Regions from separate parts of the Homo sapiens genome. Here region 2 is linked to region 1. Evidence: read pairs that join two places in POLR2A ChIA-PET (ENCODE). Cell type or tissue: A673. All regions are shown on one strand. Each heading gives the region's core, and the rest is flanking DNA. Links, peaks and the distances in the headings are about the cores only.

The links. ChIA-PET counts read pairs that join two places held together with the same protein. Peaks named below come from ENCODE experiments on the same cell type or tissue, not always from the same donor. Only the 100,000 strongest peaks of a DNase experiment are listed, where the experiment ranks them.
Region 2: POLR2A ChIA-PET joins it to region 1 with 11 read pairs; 2 of 35 experiments call an interaction of 5 or more read pairs at or near these places.

The regions. Positions count from the first base shown.
Region 1 is chr2:196,080,981-196,095,715 of GRCh38, reverse strand. No RefSeq gene overlaps it. Among named protein-coding and RNA genes, the nearest start is that of DNAH7, 20 kb to the right of the region's middle. RefSeq lists an enhancer at 8,367-8,446. In A673, for the core only: no CTCF peak of the experiment used is centred there; no DNase peak of the experiment used is centred there.
Region 2 is chr2:196,392,078-196,409,398 of GRCh38, reverse strand. All of the region lies in intron 2 of HECW2 (HECT, C2 and WW domain containing E3 ubiquitin protein ligase 2), which reads left to right. Among named protein-coding and RNA genes, the nearest start is that of HECW2-AS1, 140 kb to the right of the region's middle. RefSeq lists enhancers at 846-895, 8,900-9,194 and a silencer at 4,225-4,415. In A673, for the core only: no CTCF peak of the experiment used is centred there; DNase peaks (open chromatin) are centred at 8,758 and 9,088; H3K27ac peaks cover 3,466 bases.

The sequences.
Region 1 (14,735 bases), core at 5,057-13,056:
CGTGAGCCACCGTGCCCGGCCTCCCCTTAGATACTTATGAATGATATTAATTTCTGCCATCTGCCCCCATACTGTCTCCCTAACCCAGGATGTAATACTGGTTTTGATAATCCTTCTTGGCTGGGGATGTGGAAAGTTCTAGACGCTTCCACCTGGCCATCTACACTATGATAGCCCAATGTGAGGTTATGCTAACTGCCAAGTGTGCCAATCCCAAATATTCAGTAGGAGAAAATAAACCTGCCTATAGAAATAGAACAAGAAATAACCCTGATGGTGAAATTAGTAGATAGGATTTTAGAACCACTATGATAAAGATATTCAAATATTTATTTATTTGCATGCTAATAATTTTTTATTGGATGCCAGAATTTGTGGATTGTACCTTTGGGGTGCTGAATATTCTTTTTCTTTTATATTATGCTTTAAGTTCTAGGGTACATGTGTACAACATGCAGGTTTGTTACATATGTATATATGTGCCATGTTGGTGTGCTGCACCCATTAACTCGTTATTTACATTAGGTATATCTCCGAATGCTATCCCTACTCCCTTCCCCCACCCCACAACAGGCCCCGGTGTGTGATGTTCCCCTTCCTTTGTCCACGTGTTCTCATTTTTCAATCCCCACCTATGAGTGAGAGCATGCAGTGTTTGGTTTTCTGTCCTTGCAATAGTTTGCTGAGAATGATGGTTTCCAGCTTCATCCATGTCCCTACAAAGGACATGAACTCATCCTTTTTTATGGCTGCATAGTATTCCATGGTGTATATGTGCCACATTTTCTTAATCCAGTCTATCATTGTTGGACATTTGGGTTGGTTCCACATCTTTGCTATTGTGAATAGTGTCTTAATAAACATAAATGTGCATGTGTCCTTATGGTAGCATGATTTATAATCCTTTGGGTATATGCCCAGCAATGGGATGGCTGGGTCAATTGGTAGTTCTAGTTCTAGATCCTTGAGGAATCGCCACACTGTCTTCCACAATGGTTGAACTAGTTTACAGTCCCACCAACAGTTAAAAGCGTTCCTATTTCTCCACATCCTCTCCAGCACCTGTTGTTTCCTGACTTTTTAATGATTACCATTCTAACTGGTGTGAGATGGTATCTCATTGTGGTTTTGATTTGCATTTCTCTGATGGCCAGTGATGATGAGCATTTTTTAATGTGTCTGTTGGCTGCATAAATGTCTTCTTTTGAAAAGTGTCTGTTCATACCCTTTGCCCACTTTTTGATGGGGTTGATTTTTTCTTGTAAATTTGTTTAAGTTCTTTGTAGATTCTGGATATTAGCCCTTTGTCGGATAGGTAGATTGTAAAAATTTTCTCCCATTCTGTAGGTTGCCTGTTCACTCTGATGGTAGTTTCTTTTGCTGTGCAGAAGCTCTTTAGTTTAATTAGATCCCATTTGTTTGGGTTTTGTTGCCATTGCTTTTGGTGTTTTAGTTATGAAGTCCTTGCCCATGCCTTTGTCCTGAATGGTATTGCCTAGGTTTTCTTCTAGGGTTTTTATGGTTTTACGTCTAACATTTAAGTCTTTAATCCATCTTGAATTAATTTTTGTATAAGATGTAAGGAAGGGATCCAGTTTCAGCTTTCTACATATGGCTAGCCAGTTTTCCCAGCACCATTTATGAAATAGGGAATCCTTTCCCTATTTCTTGTTTTCTGTCAGGTTTGTCAAATATCAGATGGTTGTAGAGATGTGGTATTATTTCTAGGGCCTCTACTCTGTTCCATTGGTCTATATCTCTGTTTTGGTACCAGTACCATGCTGTTTTGGTTACTGTAGCCTTGTAGTATAGTTTGAAGTCAGGTAGTGTGATGCCTCCAGCTTTGTTCTTTTGGCTTAGGATTGTCTTGGCAATGTGGGCTCTTTTTTGGCTCCATATGAACTTTAATAGTTTTTTCCAATTCTGTGAAGAAAGTCATTAGTAGCTTGATGGGGATGGTATTGAATCTATAAATTACCTTGGGCAGTATGGCCATTTTCACAATATTGTTTCTTCCTATCCATGAGCATGGAATGTTCTTGCATTTGTTTGTGTCCTCTTTTATTTTGTTGAGCAGTGATTTGTAGTTCTCCTTAAAGAGGTCCTTCACATCCCTTGTAAGTTGGATTCCTAGGTATTTTATTCTCTTTGAAGCAATTGTGAATGGAAGTTCACCCATGATTTGGCTCTCTGTTTGTCTGTTATTGGTGTAGAGGAATGCTTGTGATTTTTGCACATTGATTTTGTATCCTGAGATTTTGCTGAAGTTGCTTATCAGCTTAAGGAGATTTTGGGCCGAGACGATGGGATTTTCTAGATATACAATCATGTCATCTGCAAACAGGGACAATTTGACTTTCTCTTTTCCTAATTGAATACCCTTTATTTCTTTCTCTTGCCTGATTGCCCTGGCCAGAACTTCCAACACTATGTTGAATAGGAGTGGTGAGAGAGGGCATCCCTGTCCTGTGCCAGTTTTCAAAGGGAATGCTTCCAGTTTTTGCCCATTCAGTATGATATTGGCTGTGGGTTTGTCATAAATAGGTCTTATTATTTTGAGATACGTCCCATCAATACCTAGTTTATTGAGAGTTTTTAGCATGAAGTGCTGTTGAATTTTGTTGTAGGCCTTTTCTGCATCTATCGAGATAATCATGTGGTTTTCGTCTTTGATTCTGTTTATATGATGGATTACATTTTTTGATTTGCATATGTTAAACCAGACTTGCATCCCAGGGATGAAGCCCACTTGATCATGGTGGATAAGCTTTTTGATGTGCTGCTGGATTCGGTTTGCCAGTATTTTATTGAGGATTTTTGCATCGATGTTCATCAGGGATATTGGTCTAAAATTCTCTTTTTTTGTTGTGTCTCTGCCAGGCTTTGGTATCAGGATGATGCTGGCCTCATAAAATGAGTTAGGGAGGATTCCCTCTTTTTCTATTGATTGAAATAGTTTCAGAAGGAATGGTACCAGCTCGTCTTTGTACCACTGGTAGAATTCAGCTGTGAATCTGTCTGGTCCTGGACTTTTATTGGTTGGTAAGCTATTATTGTCTCAATTTCAGAGCCTGTTATTGGCCTATTCAGAGATTCAACTTCTTCCTGGTTTAGTCTTGGGAGGGTGTATGTGTCGAGGAATTTATCCATTTCTTCTAGATTTTCTAGTTTATTTGCATAGAGGTGTTTATAGTATTCTCTGATGGTAGTTTGTATTTCTGTGGGATCGGTGGTGATATCCCCTTTATCATTTTTTATTGCATCTATTTGATTCTTCTCTCTTTTCTTTATTAGTCTTGCTAGTGGTCTATCAATTTTGTTGATATTTTCAAAAAACTAGCTCCTGGATTCATTGATTTTCGAAGGGTTTTTGTGTCTCTATTTCCTTCAGTTCTGCTCTGATCTTAGTTATTTCTTGCCTTCTGCTAGCTTTTGAATGTGTTTGCTCTTGCTTCTCTAGTTCTTTTAATTGTGATGTTAGGATGTCAATTTTCGATCTTTCCTGCTTTCTCTTGTGGGCATTTAGTGCTATAAATTTCCCTCTACACACTGCTTTGAATGTGTCCCAGAGATTCTGGTATGTTGTGTCTTTGTTCTTGTTTGTTTCAAAGAACATCTTTATTTCTGCCTTCATTTCGTTATGTACCCAGTAGTCATTCAGGAGCAGGTTGTTGAGTTTCCATGTAGTTGAGTGGTTTTGAGTGAGTTTCTTAATCCTGAGTTCTAGTTTGATTGCACTGTGGTCTGAGAGATAGTTTGTTATAATTTCTGTTCTTTTACATTTGCTGAGGAGTGCTTTACTTCCAACTATGTGGTCAATTTTGGAATAGGTGTGGTGTGATGCTGAAAAGAATGTATATTCTGTTGATCTGGGGTGGAGAGTTCTGTAGATGTCTATTAGGTCCGCTTGGTGCAGAGCTGAGTTCAATTCCTGGATATCCTTGTTAACTTTCTGTCTCGTTGATCTGTCTAATGTTGACAGTGGGGTGTTAAAGTCTCCCATTAGTATTGTGTGGGAGTCTAAGTCTCGTTGTAGGTCTCTAAGGACTTGCTTTATGAATCTTGGTGCTCCTGTATTGGGTGCATATATATTTAGGATAGTTAGCTCTTCTTGTTGAATTGATCCCTTTACCATTATGTAATGGCCTTCTTTGTCTCTTCTGATCTTTGTTGGTTTAAAGTCTGTTTTATCAGAGACTAGGATTGCAATCCCTGCTTTTTTGTTTTGTTTTGTTTTCCATTTGCTTGGTAAATCTTCCTCCATCCCTTTATTTTGAGCCTATGTGTGTCTCTGCACATGAGATGGGTTTCCTGAATACAGCACACTGATGGGTCTTGACTCTTTATCCAATTTGCCAGTCTATGTCTTTTAATTGGAGCATTTAGCCCATTTACATTTAAGGTTAATATTGTTATGTGTGAATTTGATCCTGTCATTATGATGTTAGCTGGTTATTTTCCTTGTTAGTTGATGCAGTTTCTTCCTAGCATCAATGGTCTTTACAATTTGGCATGTTTTTGCAGTGGCTGGTACCGGTTGTTCCTTTCCATGTTTAGTGCTTCCTTCAGGAGCTCTTTTAGGGCAGGCCTGGTGATGATAAAATCTCTCAGCATTTGTTTTTCTGTAAAGGATTTTATTTTTCCTTCACTTATGAAGCTTAGTTTGGCTGGATATGAAATTCTGGGTTTAAAATTCTTTCTTTAAGAATGTTGAATATTGGCCCCTACGCTCTTCTGGCTTGTAGAGTTTCTGCCGAGGGATCCACTGTTAGTCTGATGGGCTTCCCTTTGTGGGTAACCCAACCTTTCTCTCTGGCTGCCCTTAACATTGTTTCCTTCATTTCAACTTTGGTGTATCTGACAATTATGTGTCTTGGAGTTGCTCTTTTTGAGGAGTATCTTTGTGGTGTTCTCTGTATTTCCTGAATTTGAATGTTGCCTGCCTCACTAGGTTGGGGAAGTTCTCCTGGATAATATCCTGAAGAGTGTTTTCCAACTTGGTTCCATTCTCCCTGTCACTTTCAGGTACACCAATCTGACGTAGATTTGGTTTTTTCACATAGTCCCATAATTCTTGGAGGCTTTGTTCATTTCTTTTTACTCTTTTTTGTCTAAACTTCTCTTCTTGCTTCATTTCATTCATTTGATCTTGAATCACTGATACCCTTTCTTCCACTTGATCAAATCAGCTACTGAGGCTTGTGCATGCATCACGTAGTTCTCGTGCCATGGTTTTCAGCTCCATCAGGTCATTTAAGGAGTTCTCTACACTGGTTATTCTAGTTAGCTATTCATCTAATCTTTTTTCCAAGGTTTTTAGCTTCTTTGCGATGGGTTCGAACATCCTCCTTTAGCTCAGAGAAGTTTGTTATTATCGATTGTCTGAAGCTGTCTTCTCTCAACTCATCAAAGTCATTCTCCATCCAGCTTTGTTCCATTGCTGGTGAGGAGCTGTGTTCCTTTGGAGGAGAAGAGGTGCTCTGATTTTTAGAATTTTCAGCTTTTCTGCTCTAGTTTCTCCCCATCTTTGTGGTTTTATCTACCTTTGGTCTTTGATGATGGTGATGTACAGATGGGGTTTTGGTGTGGATGTCCTTTCTGTTTGTTAGTTTTCCTTCTAACAGTCAGGACCCTCAGCTGCAGGTCTGTTGGAGTTTGCTGGAGGTCCACTCCAGACCCTATTTGCCTGGGTATCACCAGCGGAGGCTGCACAACAGCAAATACTGCAGAACGGCAGATGTTGCTGCCTGATCCTTCCTCTGGAAGCTTCATCACAGAGGGGCACCCGGCTGTATGAGGTATCAGTCGGCCCCTACTGGGAGGTGTCTCCCAGTTAGGCTACTTGGGGGTCAGGGACCCACTTGAGGAGGCAGTCTGTCCGTTCTCAGATCTCAGACTCCATGCTGGGAGAACCACTACTCTCTTCAAAGGTATCAGACAGGGACGTTTAAGTCTGCAGAAGTTTCTGCTGCCTTTTGTTCAGCTATGCCCTGCCCCCAGAGGTGGAGTCCACAGAGGCAGGCAGGTCTCCTTGAGCTGTGGTGGGCTCCACCCAGTTCGAGCTTCCTGGCAGCTTTTGTTTACCTACTCAAGCCTCAGCAATGGTGGACACCCCTCCCCCAGCCTTGCTGCTGCCTTGCAGTTTTATCTCAGACTGCTGTGCTAGCAATGAGTGAGGCTCTGTGGGTGTGGGACCCTCCAAGCCATGCACGGGATATAATCTCCTGGTGTGCTAAGGCCATTGGAAAAGTGCAGTATTCGGGTGAGAGTGTCCCAATTTTCCAGGTACCATCTGTCACGGCTTCCCTTTGCTAGGAAAGGGAATTCCCTAACCCCTTGTGCTTCTCAGGTGAGGCGATGTCCCGCCCTGCTCCGTGGGCTGCACCCACTGTCTGACAAGCCCCAGTGAGATGAACCCAGTACCTCAGTTGGAAATGCAGAAATCACTTGTCTTCTGTGTCGCTCATGCTGGGAGCTGCAGACTGGAGCTGTTCCTATTCGGCCATCTTGGAACCTCAAGATATTCAAATATTTAAAGAAAAACATGAACATATTGAGAAAACAGAGTATTTCAACAGAGAAATGAAATCTTTAAAAAAAGAAGCAAATAGAAATTATAATACTGAAAAATATGGCATATAAAATGAAAATATCACAAGATAGGTTTACCATTACTGAAGCAAAAACTTGAAGACAGGCCACAAGAACTATGGAAAACTGAAGCAGAGAAGGGAAAGATTGAAAAAAAAGTGAATGAAGCCTCAGCGACCCATGAAACATATGAAGTCTCTCTCTCTCTCTCTCTCTCTCTCTCTCTCTCTCTCTATATATATATATATATATATATATATATATATATGATAGATAGATAATCAGGAGGAAGGAGAAGGAACAGATTGGAGCAGAGAAACATTTAAAGAAATATTGGTCCAATATTTTCCAAATTGAATGAAAAATATAATGTAATAAAATTGATGAATATGAAGCAAGATGAACACAAAACTGCATCATCTTATAATCAAACTGCTAAAAGTCGATGATAAAGAGAAAATATTAAAAGCAACCAGAAAAAAGGCACATTACGTAGAGGTAAACAATATCAAGAATAATTGCTGACTTCTGAGAAAAGAAATACAGCTCAGAGCAGTCTGAGCTCTGTGAGGTGTGCACAATTCGTCAGGCCCAGAGAGACAGGAGTATGGGACTTCAGCCACACACCTCAATCCCTTCCTGCATCCATGTGCAGGCATGACTGTTTAAAGGTATTTTTTTCCCGACTGGGCATGGTGGCATGTTTGTGCCTGTTGTCCTAACTACTCAGGAGGCTGAGGCACAGGGATCACTTGAGCCCATGAGGTCAAGGCTGCAGTGAGCTATGATTGCACCACTGTACTTCAGTCTGGGCACAGAGCCAGACCTTGTCTCTAAAAAATATATATATATATATAACCACTTGTAATTGCTGTAACTGCTGCTAACCAGAGCATATATTTGAGCAACTTGAATCCCTAGGCTCCTGGGTTGCAGTGCTCAAACTTGGCTTAAATAAACTCTTTATTAATTTGTCCTCAGTTTTTTCCTTTTAGATTGACACTTCTCAGTAACAATACAAGCCAGAACTAATGGATACTTTTGGCCCATCACTTGGACCACTTCAATCCATGTGTATCTCTTCAGGTATGCTGTATGATGTTCTTACAGACAGAATCTGTATAGTGCTATTTCTAGCCAGCCTCCAACCCCAGGAATCTGGCTTAAATAAATCCAAGTAGTAAAGCCAGGAACATATCATATGTTATGGAAATTATGCATCAGGTGGAAAAATATCTTAGAGTTGTGGGAATACTTTGATATATGTTCTTATTAATCATCAATGTGCTATATAACAGAATGCATGCTGCTTTAAATTTTAAAACCGTTTGTGGAGAAAAAAAAAAGAACTTACCACCTGGCTGGGTGCAGTGGCTCACACCTGCAATCCCAACACTTTGGGAGGCCGAGGCAGGGGGATCACCTGAGGTCAGGAGTTCGAGACCACCTGACCAATATGGTGAAACCTTGTCTCTACTAAAAATACAAAAATTAGCCAGGTGTGGTGGCATGCGACTGTAGTCCCAGCTACTCGGGAGGCTGAGGCAGGAGAATTGCTTGAACCCAGGAAGTGGAGGTTGCAGTGAGCCGAGATCGTGCCATTGCACTCCAGCCTGGGCAACAAAGTGAGACTCCGTCTCAAAAACAAACAAACAAACAAAACAACAACAACAAAAAAACTATTCGTGGCTAATAATCTAATGTGTTCAGAAGAGAAACCCTAGTACAAGAAAAAGAATTCTGTGTGAAGAACTATGTGAAGAACTGTGTGAAGAAACTATGATATAGAAAGTCAGAAGATATTGTACATTACTTGTTCTAAAGCATCCTGAGAAAGCAATATTAAGATCTCAGAAGTAAGTACCAAGAAAAAAATGATGTTGGTTTCAAAAGTAGTAAAAGAAATGAGTTTAGGCCTGCCATGGTGGCTCACACCTGTAATCTCAGCATTTTGGGAGACTAAGGCAGGAGAATTGCTTAAGGTCAGGAGTTAGAGACCAGCCCGGGCAATACAGGGAGACCTCATCTCTACAAAAAATAAAAATATTAGCTGGGCATGGTGGCACATGCCTGTGATCCCAGCTACTCAGGAGGTGGAGGTCGGAGAATCACTTGAGCCCAGGAAGTCGAGGTTGCAATGAGCTATGATCACACCACTGCACTGCAGCCTGAGCGGCAGAGTGAGAAGCCTGTCTTGGGGGAAAAGGAAAACGAAAACAAAATGAGTTTATTCAGGCTGCAGAAGTTCAAGTCAAAGGAAAGCTTAGAAATTTTATTTACATCAAGATAAAGAAGTTTAAAGCATATGATTATTAAATATTTCGTTGGAAGATAGCATTTAATGACAGAGAAAATAGTTACGATATTATTATATAGAAATAACAAGTCACACATTAGTAATGGATGTGGTATCATCCAGTAATAGAGAAAGTAGGCTTAAAGGTAATTTTTACTTTCTTCTTTTTGCTTTTTTGTATACCATTATGCATTTTCTACAATAAACATTTTTTTAGGTTTGTACATTGCTTAAAAATGTTTGTTAGACTTTATTATTTTAAGAGGAGTTTTAGCTTTACAGCAAAATTGAGCAGATGGGTACACAGACTTCCATATGCACCACCACCTCCTCCCACCCGCAGGCATGGCTCCCAATTATCAACACTGCCCACAGAGTTGCATGTTTGTTACAACTGATCAACCTATACTGGCATATCATGATCACCCAAATTTTATAAACATGTTATTATTTTTAATATATTTTATCTTTTGAACAGTTTTAGGTTTACAGAAAAATTAAGTGGAAAGTACAGAGAGTTCCCATATTCCCCTTCACTTCCCCCACCCCAGATTCCATTATCAATAATACTAGTATTAGTGTCATATAGTTGTTACAGTAATGAGCAAATATTGATACATTATTAACTAAAGTCTGTAGCTTACATTAAGGTTTACACTTTGTGTTGTACATTCTATGGTTTTGACAAATGTATATTGAACTATATCCATTGTTACAGTATCAATTCATTATTTTTGTAATTAGAAAAATGGTTATAAACACAAAATTAATGATTATTACATAGATGATAGTGATAGTATCTCAGGCTATAGAGATAAGCTATTGCTTAATTCCACTGAAAACAGAATAGCTCTGGGAGTTCATTTCTATTTATTGCTTCTAATAATAATACCAATGGCTTAACCTAGAAAAATATTATCTTTCCCTATTAATTTATGTATGTACCCTTTGGGTCTGAGAAGGCAATTAGTTTCATTGAGGTCATTCTTAAAAAAAAAAATAGAACAATTGGAAGATTTTTACATCTTTTCAATTACATGTCTAAAACTATGCCAGGCACATTTGGGGGTCTCTAGTGCCTGGGATGATGAGAGAAGACCTTGTACAGAAGATGATCTTTGAACTAGAACTTAAAGAATAAGTAAAAATGGAAAAAGAAAACAATAAAAGGAAAAGGAGAGTAGCATCCATGCAAACTGTAATGGTTAATACATTACATTAGAGGGTTATACTGTGTGAATTCTTGTTAAAAAAGAATAGATCTTTGTTGGATGTTTGAGTAAAAGCTTAATAGACGGAGTGCCTTTAAGTTGGGTTGTGATAAAATTAGACAAAGAAAAATACAGAGGAAAAGTAAAAGTAAACTCAGCCGCCTGGGTGTGGTGGTTCATGCCTATAATCCCAGCACTTTGGGAGGCCGAGGTGGGCAGATCCCTTAAGGTCAGGAGTTCAAGACCAGCCTGGCCAACATGGTGAAACCCATCTCTACTAAAAATACAAAAATTAGCTTGGTGTCATGGCAGGTGCCTCTAGTCCCAGCTACTAGGGATGCTGAGGCAGGAGAATCACTTGAACCCGGGAAGTGGAGGTTGCAGTGAGCCAAGATCATGCTACTGCATTCCAGCCTGTGTAACAGAGTGAGACTCTGTCTCGAAAAAAAAATAAAATAAATAAAATAAATTCAGTCAAAATGTGGAGGATCAAAATCTGAGGAGTGATTCTATGATAAGTAATACAGAGAGTGCATATAGAAGAGGTTTGTGGGAGATAAAGCTTGGTTGGTGACAAGGAAGGACTTGATGGATAGTCTTCCGAGACGGGGTTTGATCACAGCAAACCCGAGATGGAGTCATTCTGTATTATATTAACGTTTTCTGCATTTAAATCTGTATATTGGATAGACTGGGGACAAAAAAAAAAGAGACAAAGACCCATACAATTATCTAGGCGTCCAGAGCCTACATTTAAAAAGTGACATAGGACTAGAAAGAAAGGATGATCTGTAAGACATTTCTATGAAAAAGTAGTATCAGGAACTAATGACTTGTATTAGTCTGTTTTTTCATGTTGCTGATAAAGACATATTCAGGACTGTGAAGTAAAAGAGTTTAATAGGACTTGCAGTTCCGCATGGTTCGGGAGGCTTCAGAATCATGGCAGGAGGTGAAAAGGACTTCTTAAATGGCAGCAGAAAGAGAAAAATGAGGAAGATGCAAAAGCAGAAACCCCTGATAAAACCATCAGATCTCGTGAGACTTATTTACTACCACAGGAACATTATGGGAGAAACCACCGCCATGATTCAAATTATCTCCCACCAGGTCCCTCCCACAATACATGGGAATTATGGGAGTGGAATTCAAGATGAGATTTGGGTGGGGACACAGAGCCAAACCATATCATTCTGTCACTGCCCCCTCAAATCTCATGTTCTCACATTTCAAAACCAATCATGCCTTCCCAACAGTCCCCCAAAGTCTTAACTCATTTTGGCATTAACCCAAAAGTCCACAGTCCAAAGTCTCATCTGAGACAAGGCACGTCCCTTCTGCCTATGAGCCTGTAAAATCAAAAGCAAGATACTTCCTAGATAAATGGGGGTACAGGTATTGGGTAAATACAGGCATTCTAAATGGGAGAAATTGAACAAAACAAAGGGGTTACAGGGCCCATGCAGGTCCAAAATCCAGCAGGGCAGTAAAATTTTAAAGCTCCAAAATGATCTCCTTTAACTCCAGGTCTCACATCCAGGTCACACTGATGCAAGAGGTGGGTTCTCATAGTCTTGAGCAGTCCACCTCTGTGGCTTTGCAGGGTAAAGCCCCACTCCTGGCTGCTTTCACGGGCTGATGTTGAGTGTCTGCAGCTTTTCCAGGCATACAGTGCACGTTGTTGGTGGACCTACCATTCTGGGGTCTGGAGGATGGTGGCCCTCTTCTCATAGCTCCACTAGGTGGTGCCCCAGTAGGAACTCTGTGTGTGGGGGGGCTCTGATCCCACATTTCCCTTCCATGCTGCCCTAGCAGAGGTTCCCCTGAGGGCTCCACCCCTGCAGCAAACTTCTATCTGGGCATCCAGACGTTTCCAGTCATCTGAAATCTGGGTGGAGGTTCCCAAGCCTCAATTTTTGACTTCTGTACACCCGCAGGCTCAACACCATGTGGAAGCTGCCAAGGTTTGGGGCTTGCACTGTCTGAAACCATAGGCCGAGCTGTACCTTGGCCCCTTTTAGCAACAGCTGGAGCAGCTGGAACACAGGGAACCAAGTTTCTAGGCTGCAGACAGCATGGGGACCCTGGGCCCAGCCCAAAACCATTTTTTCCTCTTAGACTTCTGGGTCTGTGGTGGGAGGGGCTGCCATGGAGACTTATGACATGTCCTGGAGACAATTTCTCCCTTGTCTTGGGGATTAACATTTGACTCCTTGTTACTTACACAAATTTCTGCAGTCTGCTTGAATTTCTTTTCAAAAAATGCATTTTTCTTTTCTACTGTATCATCAGGCTGCAAATTTTCTGAACTTTTATGCTCCGTTTCCATTTTAAAATGGAATGTTTTTAACAGCACCCAAGTCACCTTTTGAATGCTTTGCTGTTTAGAAATTTCTTTGCCCAATACCCTAAATCATCTCTTTCAAGTTCAAAATTCCACAAATCTGTAGGGCAGGGCAAAATGCCACGAGTCTCTTTGCTAAAACATAACAAGGATCACCTTTGCTCCAGTTCCCAAAACTTCTTCAACTCCATCTGAGACCAACTCAGCCTGGACCTTATTGTTCATATCACTATCAGCATTTTTGTAATAGTCATTCAACAAATCTCTAGGAGGTTCCAAACTTTACCAATTTTCCTGTCTTTCTGAGCCCTCCAAACTGTTCCAGCCTCTGCCTGTTACCCAGCTCCAAAGTTGCTTCCACATTTCGGGTATCTTTTTGGCAACAACTCACTCTAGGTACCAGTTTACTGTATTAGTCTGTTTTCACACTGTGGATTAAAGACATACCCGGGACTGGGAAGAAAAAGGGGTTTAATTAGACTTACTGTTCCACATGGCTGGGGAGGCCTCAGAATCATGGTGGGAGGCTAAAGACACTTCTTACATGGTGGCGGCAGGAGGAAAATGAGGAAGATGCAAAAGTAGAAATCCCTGATAAACCCATCAGATCTTGTGAGACTTATTCACTACCATGAGAACAGTATGGGGAAACTGCTCCCATGACTCAAATCATCTCCCACCAGCTCCCTCCCAGAATACGTGAAAATTATGGGAGTACAATTCAAGATGAGATTTGGGTGGGGACACAGAGCCAAACCATATCATGACTGGAGTAGAATTTGAAGAACAGAGAGAAAAACCAAGATGAACCCAAGATATTGAACTTAGAATACTGGTGAGGCTGAAGGTGAAATTAAAAAAGTGGGGAGGAAAGAGCAGTCTTAGACCTGTAGTTTTGGACAGTAATTAGAGGGAAAAGTCATGGAGGTAATTGGACACAAAAGAAAGGCATCCAAGTGAGAGAGAACACAGCAGGGAACACAAACTCAGGAGCCATAAGCATCAAGGTGAGAAATGAAACTTTGAGAGTAGATGAGCACTTGGCTGAGAACTGAAGGGAGAGAGTTCCCCCAGGCCTTTAAGGGATATCTGGAAAAGGAGGAACAGCAATGGAAGAAGAGCCAGAAAAGGAAGTGTGAGAGAACTAGGGGAATGAGGCTAGACAGTAATGACCAGAAAGGAGTAATTTTAAGAAGGAGGTGACAACATCAGCTTCTGAATAGTAGTTAAGAAAAATTAGAAGGGGGTCAAGGACATTAATAATATTAAGTGTATTTCAACGGACTGTGGAAATAGAAGCTGGATTATAGAGGGTTTCCAAAGAGATCAAATGGTGGGGAAATAGATTCTAAGTGGGTAATGACCACTCATTTGAGGATTTGGGATTTGAAAGGAAGGAGAAAATGATGTAGAATTAGAAAAAAAAAAGTCTATTCAACATATATTTTAGCAGCTAAGAAACTCATGAATGATTAAAAGCAGAAGGGAAGGAGTCTATTTCCATATTCTTTTCTGCATGTATTTTTTATTTTAAACTTGTAGCCATAGCCTGGTGTGGTGGTGCACATCTGTAATCCCAACTACTCAGGAGGCTGATGTGCGAGGATGGCTTGAACTTAGGAGTTTGAGACTACAGTGATCTAAGATCTCATTACCTGAGTATTCTTTTGAAAATATATTACCAGGCAATTATTTTGAAAATAATGTTGTTTCATTATAATTTTTACTATTTGAAAGTATAGTCCTGTATTGTCTTCTTGAAGAACATGCAACCTTGCCTAGGTGCTCCTTAGGGAAAAACTGGGCCCACTGTAAAGTGGAGTCACACTGCAAGTGGGTCACAGAGCTGCTAACAAGCGGTAAGAATTTAGGATTATTACTTTTCTTTTTTTTCTTGAGACAGTCTCATTCAGTTGCTCAGTCTGGAGTGCAGTGGCGTGATCTTGGCTCACTGAAACCTCTGCCTCCTGGGTTCAAGCCATTCTCCTGCCTCAGCCTCCTGAGTAGCTGGGACTACAGACACACACCACCATGCCTGGCTAATTGTTGTATTTTTAGTAGAGATGGAGTTTTACCATGTTGGCCAAGCTGGTCTTGAACTCCTGACCTCAAGTGACCCACTTGCCTTGGCCTCCCAAAGTGCTGGGATTACAGGCATGGGCTACCATGGCCAGCCAGGGTTACTACTTTTTTGTGTTATAGTTTGACACTCAGAAAACAGATCATCCATTTCATGTTTGATTTTTTATCCTTCATGACATTGAGGAACATTCAAATTCCAGCTTCAGCACCC
Region 2 (17,321 bases), core at 5,732-13,731, 310 kb before region 1:
ATCATAAAATCCCAAGTTTTAGATCCTAAAGAGATATTTGAGTTCATTTGTTTAACTTCTCTTAACATTTTAGTCAACAGCACAGAGATTTAGAAACTTGCTCCAGTTTTCATGGTCAGTTAATGGGAATATTAGAACTAGAACCCAGGTTTCTTGATTTATGAATCTTCTCTTTGTTCTCTGTTGGTGTTGCATTATCTGTTTTTCCCAGAGCCCAGAGCCTTTCTAGCCAAGTGCCATGGTCAGTAGTGTGTTGACAAACTGGATTTCTCTTTCAAACAAAAACAAAAAACCCTGGTCTGTAGTATTTTTAGATTTCCATGGTATAAATACTTCTACCATGGCCAATTTCAAGCTACCAACATCTAACAACCAGCTTGCAAGTTTCCTGAAAAAGTTAACAATAGACTCCCGCACACCATTGATTGTATTCTCCTGTATGCTTGTTCTTTTTGGCATTGTTGGTAGCATATCAGTGACCAACCTTTTGTGAGATAGGTGGGCCCCTTATGGCGATGGGAGATAAATTAATGGAATTAAGAGAAGGACTTGTTTCATTGATTAGCTTACTTCAAACGAGTCCAGCATTCCTCAGATCCTAATCTCTCCATAACACTCAGTAGTCCTCTTGACTTAACATGTGATAAAAAATAATGGAAGCTAAAGGGAGATATTTCCTTTGTTTCTAAAGCATTTTGAAACTTTTGTGTTGTGGGACTTAGGATTTGCTGTTCATAAAGTTTCTACTTCTACTTTGTATCTTGAAAGAAAGTTCAATGGAGGGGTGTAGAATTTCTAGAATTTCCCATTTATCTAGTCATTTGTTCATTCATTCATTTATGTTTGACTATTACCACTGTACCCTAACCTAATTATGGCAATCCTCTAGCTATTTTGAGTTCAGAGACTGAGGGGGATAAGATACTGGATACAGTGTCATAAAAATCATGACCACTTAGAGAGTAACAGATTTTAGAGCTGGGAACGACCCTACAGATGATCATCACCCCTATGCTGTAGATAAGGAAGCTGAGAGACTGACAGAAATCTGCATAGAATCACGCAGTTGTTTGGAGTCTTCACTGGGTTCATAACTTGTGATTCTTGATACCTCATTCAATGTTTTTCCATTATACCATTATAACTCATTTTTCTCCCACATTCAGAGCATGAAAAAAATATATAGCATATGTCTCTAGCCTGTGACTTCAGATTGAATAAATCTTAGATTTTCAGCACAGCCTTTTGATCATATCAGGAAGGGGGAAGTGAATTGGAGTACTGATTTAGAGGACTGCCTACTGCTCTTCTAACCTCCTGCATCTTGTGGCACATACATTGTCAGTGAAAGACTCAGAAGGTGCTGGATGGTGTGAAACTTAGGGCTTTTCAGAAGAATCATTAAGGGTTTTATATATTCAGAGTGAAGTCTTTAGTATTGAGATAGAATAACCAATCTGTTTTGCATGGAGAAGAAGACTTGGCTCTGATATGAGTATTCAGTTAAATTCAACAAGCATTTTAACACCTACAAGGTACCACGCACTGTGCTAAGCACTAGGAATACACAGATGAATAAAACATCAACTTTATTTTATAGGAACACATAGCCTGTGGGAAAAGAGACATGAACAAGTAACTTCAGTATAGTCTTCTAAGTGCAGCACACACACAGTTCAATACATTGTTTTCATTTGTTAATTTAGACTTAGTGGGAAGAGCACTGAGCAAGGAGTCTAGCCATTTAGGTTTTAGTCCCAGCACTGCCACTGCCTGACAGTGTGACCTGGTATAGATCATTTAGCACCTTCCTCTCTGTGTTGGGGAAAGGAAGGATCATGAAGACCTTCTAAAAGGTAATTGGGAAAATTAAACAAATGTTTGTGAAAGTGTTTTGAGCCAGGTGTGCTGGCTCATGCCTGTAATCCCAGCCCGTTGGGAGGCTGAGGTGGGCAGATCGTGTAAGTTCAGGAGTTTGAGACCAGCCTAGGCAACATGGTGAAACCCTGTCTTTCACCCTTCCATGGTGGAAGTATTTATACCATGGAATAAAGAAAATTAGCTGAGTGTAGTAACATGCACTTCTAGTCCCAGCTACTTGGGAGGCTGAGGTGGGAGGATCACCTGAGTCCAGGAGGTAGAGGTTGCAGTGAGCCAGGAGAGACCCTGTCTTAAAAAAAAAAAAAAAAGTTTTGAAAGTATTATCTGCCACATAAACCTAAGTATATTATTTTTATTTTGCAAATAGGTAACTTTTTTATACCAGAAAGCTCGTATTCTTTGACTAAGCTCTACTGAGAAAGCACTTATTATCAAATATTTATTGAGCATCCACTTGGCGCTAGACATACTTCTAGATCCTGGGATATGGCAATAAATACAACAGAGCGTCTCCCAACTTGTGGAGCTTACATTCTAAAGAGAAAAGATGGAAAATAAATACACAAGAAAAATGTCAGATAGTATTTCAAGTAAGTACAATGCAGATAATAAAAACAGTGTAATGCAACAGGAATGATTGGGCAGACTTTAGATTGGGAGTCAGGAAAGACCTTTCTGCAAGGTGATGTTTAGGCTGAGTGACAAGAAGGAACAAGCATTGCCAACATCAGAGGTAGGAGCATTCTAGGCAGAGAATGGTTCCTAAGGCCCTAAGCAGGAACGAGCTTGGCAGGTGTCAGGAACAGAGAGAGGGCCAGAGTGGCTGGAGCATGGCGGGCCAGGTGGAAATGGGACACAGTGGGTTCAGAGAAGAAGGTTGGGGTCAGATCACAGAGAACTTTGTCAACCAACATAAGGAGTTTGGGTTTTATTCCAAGTACAGTGGAGACCAGGATTTTAAGCAGGAGATTAATAAGGTTTGACTTTTAGAAGATGACTCTGGCTTTTGGAGGAGAATGGATTATAGGTCAGTCTTGTAGCAGTGCAGATGAGAGGGAATATGGGCTTATACTGGGCTAATAATAGAAAAGTTGATAAAAGTAGAATATGTGTAGGGTATCACTGAAGATGGTATAAAGAGAAACTCCTCATGGCTTAGATTGGTGTGGGAAACAGAAGTATCAGGTGTGGTTCCTTGATTGTTGGCCAGAGTAGGACAATTTACTGAAGGAAAAGTAATTATGGGGAATGAGGAGGAAAAGGAGAGTCAGGAATTGTTTTGACCCTGTGAAATTTGACTTGCCTATCAGTCATCTTGGTGAATATGTCAAGAAGGAAGAAGCTGGGTCTGCAAATCTCTAGTGTAGGAATCACTGGCACATAGATGGAGCTGGAGGAGGTTACCCTGAAGGACAGTGTACACAGAGAAAGGAAGGGGTTCTAGCTTGGAGGCTGAGCCCAGAGAGGAGGCACAGAAGGCTGAAAAAGAATAGTCAGTGAGGAAAACCATGAGAATGAGGTGTCCTGGAAGCTACTAGAAGAAAGTAGGGGATAATCAAGTAGGAGGGAGGTCAAGCAGTGTAAGAACAGAGAAGCGACCACTGGGCTTGGCAATGTGTCAAGGGAAGCTGTCGGCTGGTGTCTTGACAGGATTGGTGGGGGTAGAAGTTGAAATGAAATGAGTTGAGAAAGAGATGTGAGGTGAGGAAGTGGGTATTTCAGCTGTAGAGAATTCCCTTAAGAAGTTTGCTGTGAAGGGGGACAAAGCAATGGGGAATGCCTACTGGAGAATTCAGAACAAAGTAAAGATATCTGGTATGTTTGCACATTAATGAATATGATCTAGTAGACATTGTCCACATGACATTGATGTGCACAAGGAGGGATAATTATTGGAGATAAATCCTTGGGAAGGTGTGAGCAGATGGGATTTAGAGCATAAGATGGGGGGTTGGACTTCAACAGGAGCAGAGACATTTCATCCAGAAGAGCAAAAGGGAACACAGAGAAGTATGGCAGATGAGTGGTAGATGTGGCATTGAAAAGGTGAATCTGTTTGCTTCTGTTCTTTATGCATTTGAAAGTGGTGGGGAGCTAGAGGAGAGAGGTAGACATGTGATATCGTCACCTGGAGAAGTGAGGAAACACGTATGTAGAGCACTGTGGCAAAGTTGCCTGGCAGTATTGAGTCCCCTGCAAGATTTGTGGTCCTGAGTCTAAAGTAAGACTCATGAGCATGCTTGTGTTTGGTTTTGTTTTATTCTTCTACCAGCTGGACTGCAGGTGTGGTTTAAGTAGTAGCTAGTTTAATCACTGTTGGGTTTTTCCAGGGGAGTACAGTGGAAGGGGAGACGGAAGATGGAGTTAGAAATATTACCAACAGGAGGGGCCGGGCGCGATGGCTCACACCTGTAATCCCAGCACTTTGGGAGGCCGAGGCGGGCGGATCACGAGGTCAGGAGATTGAGACCATCCTGGCTAACATGGTGAAACCCCATCTCTACTAAAAATACAAAAAAAAAAAAATTTGCCGGGAGTGGTGGCGGACACCTGTAGTCCCAGCTACTTGGGAGGCTGAGGCAGGAGAATGGCGTGAACCTGGGAGGCAGAGCTTGCAGCGAGCCGAGATTGCACCACTGCACTCCAGGCTGGGTGACAGAGCGAGACTATGTCTCAAAAAAAAAAAAAAAAAAAAAAAGAGAAGAAAAAAGAAAAAAAAAGAAATATTACCAACAGGATGATTATAAGAATGGATCAGGGAATCTGGCAGGATAAGGAGGAAATTGATAACTGGGGGTGATTAATGGAGAAAAAGTGGATTGGAGAGCTTGAGATGGAAGGGTTTCTGTAGTGGGAGCACTGGAACTGGTGACCTGGAAGATCAGGAAATGTTTGAATGCAGAAATGTGCCAAAAGACAGGAAACATTTTCCAAGATGATAAAAATCTCAGTAGTGAAAATCTCTTTGGGGTTTAATGTATTTTGAGGCTTTCACCACAATTAAAAAGTGACACTAATTCTGAAGTTACAGATCTTTGACTAGGGGAGGCAGTAGAAGACCCTCTGAACCTTCCTGGCTGGTCAGGACAAGCTTACTGGGTTTTGGGAAATAAAAACATCATTTTCTTCTCCTAGAAGGTCTAGGAAGAGACTTTGAAGAATCTCTTTATTACAGAATCCTAGCAGACATGACAGAGAGAGGCATGACTAATGCTTAGGCAAGTAAGTATATATTCATGGGGCAAATCATAGGGAGAATTATGCTTTTTAACTATTAAAGTTCATGTAATGGGACTTACGCCCAGTCTCCAACTCAAGTGCCATGTTTCTCCTCAATTATTACAAAAATCAAGAGTATCCTATGTGGATACTACAAGTTGCTAAGCTCTTTATTGTATGGATTCAAACAGAAGACTTTTTTCTGGCACTCAATTGCATTTAGTAAAAATGTAGTATAACATGGTTAGCCAACCATAGCCATTGCATGGTTCCATTATATATTACTAGAGTGTTTTTCTCAGATGAATGTGAGGCCTAAAACACTCACAGTGACATAATTTCACAAGAAATTCTGGGTTCTATAGAGAAGGTTGGCAGTGTGATGCTGAAATATGTAACAGGCCTGAAATACAACCTGAAGGAATACTTGAAGAAGTGTCTGGCTTTCTGCTACATATCTTAAGCAGGAAGACAGACATGTTCTTTTTTGTTATTATTATTTCCTTCAAAAGATCTGAGGATCTGTTACATGAGGTCATTCTTCTTCCCTGTGTACTTCCTTAGGCTGACTGGTCTTATAGCCACGATTATCTTCCCTGCAGAGAATGAATTTTCCAGAATGTTTTGGTTCATTTCCTTGAGAGCTTTTAAGCTTTAGAATTTTTTCACAGACTAGGTTAGCTGTAAAACTTTAGGAAAGTGACTCAGTCTTCTTAAATAAATAATGTAAGCCACTGAGTACTTTGTAATCAAGTCACATTTTGCAGAAATGAGCTGCATAGTATAAATGTCTTTTTAAAAGTACATTAAAAATTATGGGCATCTTGAAGGTTTGTGTTTACTGTATCTCTCATATGAGGAGATGCATTTTTAATGACAGATCCTACCTTTCCCTGGAAGTCTTTTTAATAGTCTCTATGGATACCCTATGTGGAAAGCAGAAACACTTAAGCATCTGTTGCTTTATTACTGTGATCATGTTCCTGAACATGTATCTGTTAAATACTTTCTTGTACATTACGTCAGCTGTCAAATGCAGTATCAAAATACAGCATTTAGTTGAGTGACATTTTAGTAGCCTGTGGCTATTTAGTACTTATTTGCTCTTTCTATGCCTATGTCTGTGTCCTACCCAGCACAGTTAAAATTGGTCATCAGTGGAAAGAATGACAGAAGAATAAGAATCCCAAGGTGGACAGGTGTGGTGGCTCATGCCTATAATCCCAGCACTTGGGAGGCCAAGGTGGGCGGATCACCTGAGGTCAGGAGTTCAATATGAGCCTGGCCAACATAGTGAAACTCCGTCTCTACGAAAAATACAAAAATTAGCCAAGCATGGTAGTGCGCGCCTGTAATCCCAGCTACTCGGGAGGCTGAGGCACAAGAATTGCTTGAGCCCAGAAGGCGGAGGTTGCAGTGAGCTGAGATCGTGCCACTGCACTCCAGCCTGGGTGACAGAGCGAGACTCTGTCTCAAAAAAAAAAAAAAAAAAAAATTCCCAAGGCAAGGAATCTGTTTGTTAATTGATTACTTTATTTGATTTACAATATTCACATTTCCAAGTATGTATTTGACCTCCCAAATTAAATTGTTAGCTATAGAAATTTTGTTCGTTCTCTTACAGTTTGTTTTTTGAGTTTCAGGACTATTGTTAAAGGTATACTGTGACAATGTGTATTAGATACCATGAAAAATATATCATTGAATATGCTGTATCACTCACACTGACAAAAAGCTGTTAAATAAATAACAGAGAAACATTATGGAACATAATATCTGTCAGGGGGACTGAATCAGTGAAGGAAAAGTAGCCAAAGTAACCCATGATGTGGAGGTGCACCATGCACACTATTAATGGCTCAGAGTCTCTCACTCTTATTCCCATGTTAGACAACTATTTCAAAGTTTCTTTGACTAAGAATAAAAAGTAAATCTCTTGCAAGCCATCCCCCCAGAAATGAAACTCAAGGTCTGTTAAAGGGCCAGTATATAGCTGCACAATTATCAAATTTCTGAGCTAAAGCTTGTCATTTCTTTTTTCCTTTAGTAACTTATTATGGCAAGTTTCCCTCTTTTTTTTTTTTTTTTTTTTTTTTTTGAGACAGAGTCTCACTCTGTTGCCCAGGCAGGAGTGCAGTGGTGCCATCTCGGCTCACTGCAAGCTCCGCCTCCCAGATTCATGCCATTCTCCTGCCTCAGCCTCCCGAGTAGCTGGGACTACAGGCGCCCGCCACCACGTCCGGCTAATTTTTTTGTATTTTTAGTAGAGACACGGTTTCACCATGTTAGCCAGGATGGTCTCGATCTCCTGACCTTGTGATCCGCCCGCCTCAGCCTCCCAAAGTGCTGGGATTACAGGCGTGAGCCACCGCGCCTGGCAAGTTTCCCTTCTTATGACGCCTAGTTATTTTTGGTACCCTCTCCATTTGAGAACATAGTAGGTCCTTGATTCCATGTCTTAACTTATCTGAGGGATTTTGTTTTCCATTGGAAATCATATTGGTGAAGAAAATATTCTCATTAGTAAAAATTTTTTCTCTAAGATTATAAATGAAAGCTCTTTAAATGTTCATTTTAAAACATCCTGAATATTCACATCTGTGTGATATACAGGATGAATATATACCCTGACTGTGTATTCACTCCTGTGTATATAAAACATCTGTGAAAGGTATATGTCACCTGAACCTAATATTTTGAAATATTTGACAAAAAGAACAACTGATCCATATTTTTTGAGGTAGCGTTTTTAAAGAAAAATTCTATTTAAAAATTCCAGAAGAGTATTGTATTTTTCATAAAATTTCAAATAATACTAATTGTTTCCCTTTCTTCACCAAAGGAAAGAAGTGTTAATGGTGGATTATATATAATAATACACACAGAGAAACACATATGCACAAGTGTACTTTTAAACAAAAATGTATTATGTTATATGCATTCTTCTGTAAATAGTTGCTTCTACTTTGCAATATGCCTTAGACATCAATCCATCTCAATATTCATTGTTTATAACTTCTTGATAGTACTCCTTAATATGCTTGTACTATAATTTCTTTAACCATTACCCTATTAATGGTCCTTTGGGTTGGTCTTAATATTTGATATTACAAATAGTGCTGCAGTAAACATCCCTACACTTACATTTTTGAGCATTTGTGTCAGTATTTCAAAAAACAATTTCTAGGCATGAAACTGCTGAGGCAAAGAATGTGCGCATTTAATTTGAGACATACTGATAAATATCCCTACAGAAATGTTGTTTCAGTTTCCGGAAGTCTGTTATTAATCATGAAACGAAATAAATTAGAAGTTTCTCAAATGATAGGAATTACAAGTCTGCTGAATGATTAGGGCATATATCACAGATGAAGTTTTATAACTCTTTTTGGTTTTGTATAAATTTAAAATTTATATTTTAAGTAGACACAAGTTGAATACAAGACATGGAAATTATTTTAGCTCTTTTTTTTTTTTTGCATTTTGTGGGAATGGGGGTTAGTGGCTCAGAGAGAGGAGAGGGCAAAAGAGTCACTATTTGGTCTTGGAAATGGAGAAATGTAGGTGAGTGAAAGCATCTTTATAAGAATATGCTTTCTGGAACAAGATGATGTTTAGTAAGGTTTTCATGATTTTCAAGTAAACCAGCTGTGACTGGGATTCAGTCCAAGAAGGTCTTTGTGCTGGGACAATACAGATCTTTAGGCTATGGAATAGGAGTAGAACAACAAAATTTCCTGTGCATATTTGGTTTATAAAAATAACCTCTTTGAAAGCACATTTTAAGTTTCAAGTATCCCGTGCTTCTGAACTATTTCTAGGCTATCCTGTTTCAGTCAAAGGGCTTGATTTTAATACAATACCTAAGCTTATCTTTTCACTCAAGAGCAAAAATTCTATATCTTTTCCAGAGTTATGCAGGCATTAGTCATATACTCTACTCTCCTTCCCCGCCAACACGAAAATCCTTCCTCTGTCTGTCCCATTTCCTCACTGATGTATGTAACAGGAGTGATGCAATTTCTTTGCAATGTTGGCAGTTATAATTAGGCTATCTCTTTTGGAAAGGCCTCAAGAATCCCATAGTGAAGGCTGCAAAGGCACCACATGCTTTTTTATTCACTGTGTGATTAGAAAAATTATTGAAAATTTGAGATTTGATTCTTAGACCTATGAAGAAGCTCTTGTGAAACTGGCCTGAGAAAGGGAGCCAGTTAATTTCTTTATAAGACAAATTTCTCCATGCTTTCAGATTCCAGCATATTTTATTATTTTAGCAGGCACCCAGTTATTAATTACTGTAGTAATTCAGTTAAATATAAGATTGTTGAGTGCTCCTTAGGACCTTCTCCAGGAGTCTACTTAATTCCTGAGGACCCTTTCTTATACTAATACTGGGCTTGGCAGTATCTGGTGCACTATTCCCTCACCTAGGAAATGTCAGTAGACACAGCTGTGAAAGGCTATTTAACTGTTTGTTCAAAGATACGTTAATACTTGCTTATAATTTGAAGTATTCTTTTGAAAACTAGTTAGGCCTACGGTTCTATCTGTCAGTCCTACTTAGGAGACTGTGTGGTTAGAAAGAACAATAGCATTGGTGTTCAAATAGGCCTGTGTTTTGAATCCCACTTTTGTTTTTGTTACCTACTACAGTGGCTTCAGCTTGGGCAGGTTATGTCAGATGGGTATCATAACTCCTGTAGGACTAGAGAAAGAAGTGAGCAAATGTTTGTAACATGCATAACACCACACTTAACTTGGGGGAAGAGCTGGATCAGCAATCGTTGTTCTCTTCATTAGCACTTCCTTCTCAGTTTTGGGGAATCCTTAAAATAGTGCTTCCCAGAGTGTTCCACAAGGGTATTCCTGCTGCAGAAGATCATAAGCCCTCTGGCCTCTGGCAGTTTAGCCCAGAGTAGTCTGCTGCCAGGGGGAAATGACTTGAAGTCTTGTTTTACTTTAACCTCTTTGTAATATACATATGTTTTCATGCAGAAATGATGTTAGAATTACCAATTGAATAACTTAATGTAACTTGATGTTTCCCCTTCTTCAAATCCTTGGGGAAAAAATTAGCCTCCAAAAGTATGCTCCACACTTCTAATGGGGCTGAGTCTGGGGAAGCCCATTAGTAGTGCTTCCGGAGTGTACATGCTCAACCTGAGAACCATACCCAAGAGAAGCTCTGGAGATTAAGAATAGATTTTGGGGGCCAATATGTCATCATGAATTGAAATAAAATCATATAATAACATTGGATTGTAAATATATGTTGGTTTAGAAGCCATACTTTTGTCTCTATTTTTTGTTTTTAAAGAGACAGGGTCTCCCTCTCTTGCCCAGGCTGGAGTGCAGTGGTGAAATCACAGCTCACTGCAGCCTCTAACTCCTGGGCTCAAGCCATCCTCCCACATCACCCTCCCAAATGCAAGTAGCTGGGACTACAGGCGTGCACCACCATGCTTAGCTCAGTATTTTTAAAAATTTTATTTCTCCTCAGAGTTATTGAGCTTCTGTATCTGCAGAATAACGTGAGTCTTTTGCTCTCACTGGGGAAACCAGATATGGGGATACAAGGTATCAGAAGATTCATAGCTACATGCAGTGGCATATGATTAGGTGAGAAATGGTGGTGTGGATCATAAATAACATGTTTAATAGAGAAAGATGCCACCTTGGACCGAAAGCCAGAGGTGGTTTCTTCGAGGTGCATAGATAACTTGATGAGTTTGGAGAATGGGTGGGATTTGATTGGTTGGAAAACAAGGCATCTTGGGATATTTCTTCTTTTCCATTCTCATAGCTATTACTAAATCTTACTGCTTATGTTTTCCACCAGCTCCTGAAACACTAATTTATTTGAACCTATGGCAATATCTCTTGTTTTTGAAAAGACCTGTAGTAATGGTATAACATTTTTGTTAAATGTGTTTATTTAAAACTGTCACATTTTACTATATGTCTGTGTTTCTCTGCATGCATAATCAAACAGTATTTTTTCCCACTGACTTGGCCATATTGTTCTGTCTTCAAAACCCTTAACCATTAACCTTTCTGATCAAATTATGAGTCTTTCCCATTTAGCTAAGATTATTTTCAGGCCAATGTATCCTCCCTACTCACATGCATGCATTTTGACTTCCCAGGCCATTTTCCCCTAACTCCCCCACCCACCCACAAACCCATCCAGCCACCTTTCCCCTACACTCACTTTTTTCCCCTTCTATTGTGTCCTTCCTTCTCCTTTGCTTGCCTGAAACCACCTACCTCTTATTATAAAAGACTCCACTTCCTGGTGAGGTATCTCGGAAGGGTATGCTTTCTGCAGGGCTGTTAGAACTTTGTGGAAATACTTTGGCTCAGTGCAGCTTTATTGAGCCCTTCCATGAATATCTTTGGGAGCAGGTGAGGAGGATGGGGTATATGAAGCAATGGTATTGGGACTGCTTTGAGTCTTAAAAGACTACATTGGAAGCATTTGGGAAACAATGTCTTGGCATATATGGAAGGAAATGATATCTAAACAGTTGGTGGAAATCCCAACCTAAAGAATTTAACAACTTCCAAGGGAAAACAGATTGTTGCAATTTACTTTCTTAATTTAAACGGGAAAACATGCCTTGGCCATTTTCAACTAATGATGCTGTCTGGTATTTGGTGGGGGACTAAAGGGGATTCTGTCACTATTATCTGGAGGTTGTATAGAGAGCCAGCGAAGCTGTTAAGCATAAATAGAATACATTTTTTAAAAATAATAAAAAGAAAAAACAAACCAAACTCACTTTTATCCTTGCCCTCCGCTGCCTTCACCCCAAAAAGAATTTAAGATTTCACAAAGCTACATCCCTAGAGGATGGCCAGAAGAGGTTTGTGTGTAGATCATTGAGATGATATAAAATGTGGTAGGTTCACATGGGCCCTAGGAAGTGAATGTCAGTAAGCCCTTCCAGATATGAATGTAAAGCTTTTCAGAAGAAGAGACATTTCTCTGGTACCTGCATCATATTAGGTGCTACCTTATGTTACCTTAGTTGGGACAGAAAGCAGGGACACACAGCAGTGTCTTTCCTCTGTCACACCAATCTGTCTAAACAGCTCTGATTCTTCCATATGTAGAAGAATTCCCAAAGACGGTTTTTTATTTTTGTTTTTTTTTTTTTTGTTTTGTTTTGTTTTGTTTTGTTGAGACGGAGTCTCGCTCTGTCCCCCAGGCTGGAGTGCAGTGGCGCCATCTCGGCTCACTGCAAGCTCCGCCTCCCGGGTTCACTCCTTCTCCTGCCTCAGCTTCCCGAGTAGGTGGGACTACAGGTGCCCGCCACCACGCCTGGCTATTTTTTTTTGTATTTTTAGTAGAGATGGGGCTTCACCATGTTAGCCAGGATGGTCTCAATCTCCTGACCTCGTGATCCGTCCGCCTCGGCCTCCCAGAGTGCTGGGATTACAGGTGTGAGACACCACACCCGGCCATTTTTTTTTTAATTGGAATATATGCAAACCTAGGTCTGTAATATTTTTGCAAGACAATAGTTTGCTGGAACTGGAGGGGACATTGCCACATCCCACCCAGGCCACTTTACTAATTCTTGTTTCCTTCTTGATCTCTGTTAACATTTCAGAGCCTCTAAGGAAATGCCTCTAGGCAAGGCTCTAGGTACCCAAAAACATTAGTCTGGGGCATATTTCTCCAAAAGGGGAAACAATAGAGATACATTGATAGCTTGCGTTGAACATTTATACATTATTCTTTAGAAGATTGAAATGGTCTTATATGTTGCAACCAGAAATGTGTAATAATGCCTGTTTTTATCTGTTTATTTTTCTTTACCAGGTGTTCAGGGAATCTGTAAAAATGGCACTTGTGAACTTTTCTCTATGTGATAATTTACTATCTTTTTGGTTCTGCATATATTTGCATTCATCATTTTGTAAAGAGATCCTGGGAATTGATTATATGTGTTTATCTAAAAACTATTTCTATAGTTTGAATAGTAAAGTTCTCAATTACTTTTGTGCTATTGCTTGTTTGTATACTTTTTATTCCATTTAGATATGCAAACTTTTTCTCATTCATTCTCTCCTCTCCCCAGCCCCTGGCAACCATCATTCTACTTTCTGTCTCTATGAATTTGATTACTCTAGGTACCTCATGTATGTGGAATCATACAATATTTGTCCTTTATGACTGGCTTATATCACTTAGCGTAATATCTTCAGAGTTCATCCATGTTGTAGCATATGTCAGAATTTCCATCATTTTTAAGATTGGATCATGTTCCATTGTGTGTATATACTACATGTTGTTTATTCAATGGACACTCAGTTTGCTTCCGCCTTTTGGCTATTGTGAATAGTGCTCCTATGAACGTGGGCATACAGATACCTGTTTGAGTCCCATTTTAATCCCTTTACGTGTATACCCAGAAGTAGAATAGCTGGATCGTATGGTAATTCTATGTTTAATTATTTGAAGAATTACCGTATAATTTTTCATAGCAGCTGCACCATTTCACATTCTACCAGCAATGCACAAGGATTCCAGTTTCTCCACATCCTCACTAACATTTATGATTTTCTTTTTTTAAAAAAAAAAAACATAGTCATCCTAATGGGTGCACAGTGGTATCATTGTGATTTTGGCTTGCATTTTCCTAATGATGATATGCATCATTAGTGATGTTAAACATCTTTTTAATGTGCTTAGTGGTCATTTGTATGTCTTTGGAGAAATGTCTATTAAGTTCTTTGCGCATTTCTAAACCAAGTTGTTTGGTTTTTGTTGTCGTTGTTGAGTTGTAGGAGTTCTTTATATATTCTGGATATCAATCTCTTATCACATACATGATTTGCAAATATTTTCTCCTATTCTGTATATTGCTTTTCCATTCTGTCGATAGTGTTTTTTGATGTACAAGAGTTTTAAATTTTGATGAAGTCCAATTTATCTATTTTTTTCTCCTGTTAACTGTGTTTTTGGTGTCATATTCAAGAAATCATTGCCAAATCCAATGTCATAAAGCTTTTACCGTATGTTTTCCTCTAAGAGTTTTAAGTTTTAGCTCTATGTTTAAGTCCTTGACCCATTTTTGAATTAATTTTTGTGTACTCTATAATGTAGAAGTCCGCTATGGTCTGAATCTTTGTTTCTTCCCAAAATTCATGTATTGATACCCCCAAGGTGATGATAGTAGGAGTTGGGGCCTTTGAGAGGTGATGAGGTCATGAGGGCAGACCTCTCATGAATGGGATTAGTGCCCTTATGAAAAAGACCCCAAAGAGCTATCTGGCCCCTTCTACCAAGTGGGCACACATAAAAGGCATTATTTATGAGGAAGCAGGCCCTCACCAGACACTGAATCTGCTGATGTCTTGATCTTAGACTTCCCAGCCTTCAGAGGGAAATGAGAAATAAAGGTTTATTGTTTATAAGCTACCCAGTTTATGATATTTTCTGATAGCAACACAAAGGGACTAAGACATGGTCCAACTTCATTCTTTCACATCTGGAAAATGAGTTTTCCCAGCACTATTTGTTCAAAAGATTGTCCTTTTCCCAATGAATGGCAGACATTTTTAGAAGTAATATTTTCAAAGCCATTTTTCTTTCTCAGAGAGGTATTGTGATATATTGAACTTTAGAATCATACAAATCTTACTTCACTACTAATTAACTGATCTGGGATACATTAATTGACCTTTCTGAGACAGGATTGGAGAGATCGTTCATCTTTCTGGCTCTCGTGTCTGCCTTTAGGTGGTCTGAACTCTCTAAAGGGGGGATGTTTATTGACTCACTAAAATTACACCAGCTCCAATTTCAGGCAAAAAGATGGAAGGAATATTTTATTTTAAAACATGAGATTTTAGTTTCTCTCTATCTAATTGGTCTATCTTATACCTTAGGTTATAAGAAAAATAGAAAATAAATTCTGGTCTATCTTTACATTTACCACCTGTACTATTTTTCTGGGATCATTTTCTTTTCTTTTTTATTTTTAATTATACTTTAAGTTCTAGGGTACATGTGCACAACGTGCACATTTGTTACGTATGCATACATGTGCCATGTTGGTGTGCTGCACCCATTAACTCGTCATTTACATTAGGTATATCTCCTAATGCTATCCCTCCCCCCTCTCCCCCCTCACCCCCGGACAGGCCCCAGTGTGGGATGTTCCCCACCCTGTGTCCAAGTGTTCTCATTGTTCAGTTCCCACCTATGAGTGAGAACATGTGGTGTTTTTGTCCTTGTGATAGTTTGCTCAGAATGATGGTTTCCAGCTTCATCCATGTCCCTACAAAGGACATGAACTCATCCTTTTTTATGGCTGCATAGTATTCCATGGTGTATAGGTGCCACATTTTCTTAATCCAGTCTATCATTGATGGACATTTGGGTTGGTTCCAAGTCTTTGCTATTGTGAATAGTGCCGCAATAAACATATGTGTCCATGTGTCTTTATAGCAGCATGATTTATCATCCTTTGGGTATATACCCAGTAATGGGATAGCTGGGTCAAATGGTATTTTAGTTCTAGATACTTGAGGAATCGCCACACTGTCTTCCACAATGGTTAAGCTAGTTTACAATCCCACCAACAGTGTAAAAGTGTACCTATTTCTCCACATCCTCTCCAGCACCTGTTGTTTCCTGACTTTTTAATGATCTCCATTCTAACTGGTCTGAGATGGTATCTCATTGTGGTTTTGATTTGCATTTCTCTGATGGCCAGTGATGATGAGCATTTTTTCGTGTGTCTGTTGGCTTCATAAATGTCTTCTTTTGAGAATTGTCTATTCATATCCTTTGCCCACTTGTTGATGGGGTTGTTTGATTTTTTTTCTTGTAAATTTGTTTAAGTTCTTTGTAGATTCTCAATATTAGCCCTTTGTCATATGGGTGGATTGTAAAAATTTTCTCCCATTCTGTAGGTTGCCTGTTCACTCTGATGGTAGTTTCTTTTGCTGTGCAGAAGCTCTTTAGTTTAATTAGATCCCATTTGTCAATTTTGGCTTTTTTTGCCATTGCTTTTGATGTTTTAGTCAGTCATGAAGTCCTTGTCTATGCCTATGTCCTGAATGGTATTGCTTAGGTTTTCTTCTAGGGATTTTATGGCTTTAGGTCTAATGTTTAAGTCTTTAATCCATCTTGAATTAATTTTTGTATAAGGTGTAAGGAAGGGATCCAGTTTCAGCTTTCTACATATGGCTAGCCTAGCACCATTTATTAAATAGGGAATCCTTTCCCCATTTCTTGTTTTTGTCAGGTTTGTCAAAGATCAGATGGTTGTAGATGTGTGGTATTATTTCTGAGGGCTCTGTTCTGTTCCATTGGTCTGTATCTCTGTTTTGGTACCAGTACCATGCTGTTTGGGTTACTGTAGCCTTGTAGTGTAGTTTGAAGTCAGGTAGCGTGATGCCTCCAGCTTTGTTCTTTTGGCTTAGGATTGTCTTGGCAATGTGGGCTCTTTTTTGGTTCCATATGAACTTTAAAGTAGTTTTTTCCAATACGAAAATCTTTTGTATGTAAATAGTGGTGGTTTCTTGTCTTCCTTTTCTCCATTTATTACTGTTGTTTCAGTGTTGATTTGTATTGCTTTTGCATTTCTTTAATGTTTTCCAGAAATATTTCTGAAACATGGTGGTGGCATTTGGCATTTTTGTATTTTATATTTTGTTAAGGAGAATGATTCATGCTTTTCTGTTACCTACTCCTACTTATAACATTTATAATTATTTTGATGTTAGAATATGGAACACCTTGTGTTGCATTGCTGACAAAACACAAACAAATCTTTAAATTAATTAACAAAAATTTTTTAATGTACCACACTTCCTTAAACTTCTCTATGTAGCATTTTAATTAAGGAATATAAAACTTAAAAGCAAAGAACTAGAAGGAGCCTGATAGGTTACACAGCCCTGGCACCGAAAGTAGGTTTTATCTTACATTCCTATCCGAGTTGAATAGTGGAAGCTGCATAGAGTGCTATGTTAGGAAGACTGAGGCTTCATTCTGGAAGGAGTTGTATAATCAATTAGCGATGTTGGGCATGGGCAAGAGATGAAGCAAAATATTACTCAATTTTATTCTATTCATTACCAATCTTAATATAATTTATTTTACAGATAAAGGGATTGAATCTAAAAAGGAAAAAAGTTTGCATAGATTTACATAGCATATGTGTAGTGCTTTGAATAGTGTCCCCATAAGTCATGTC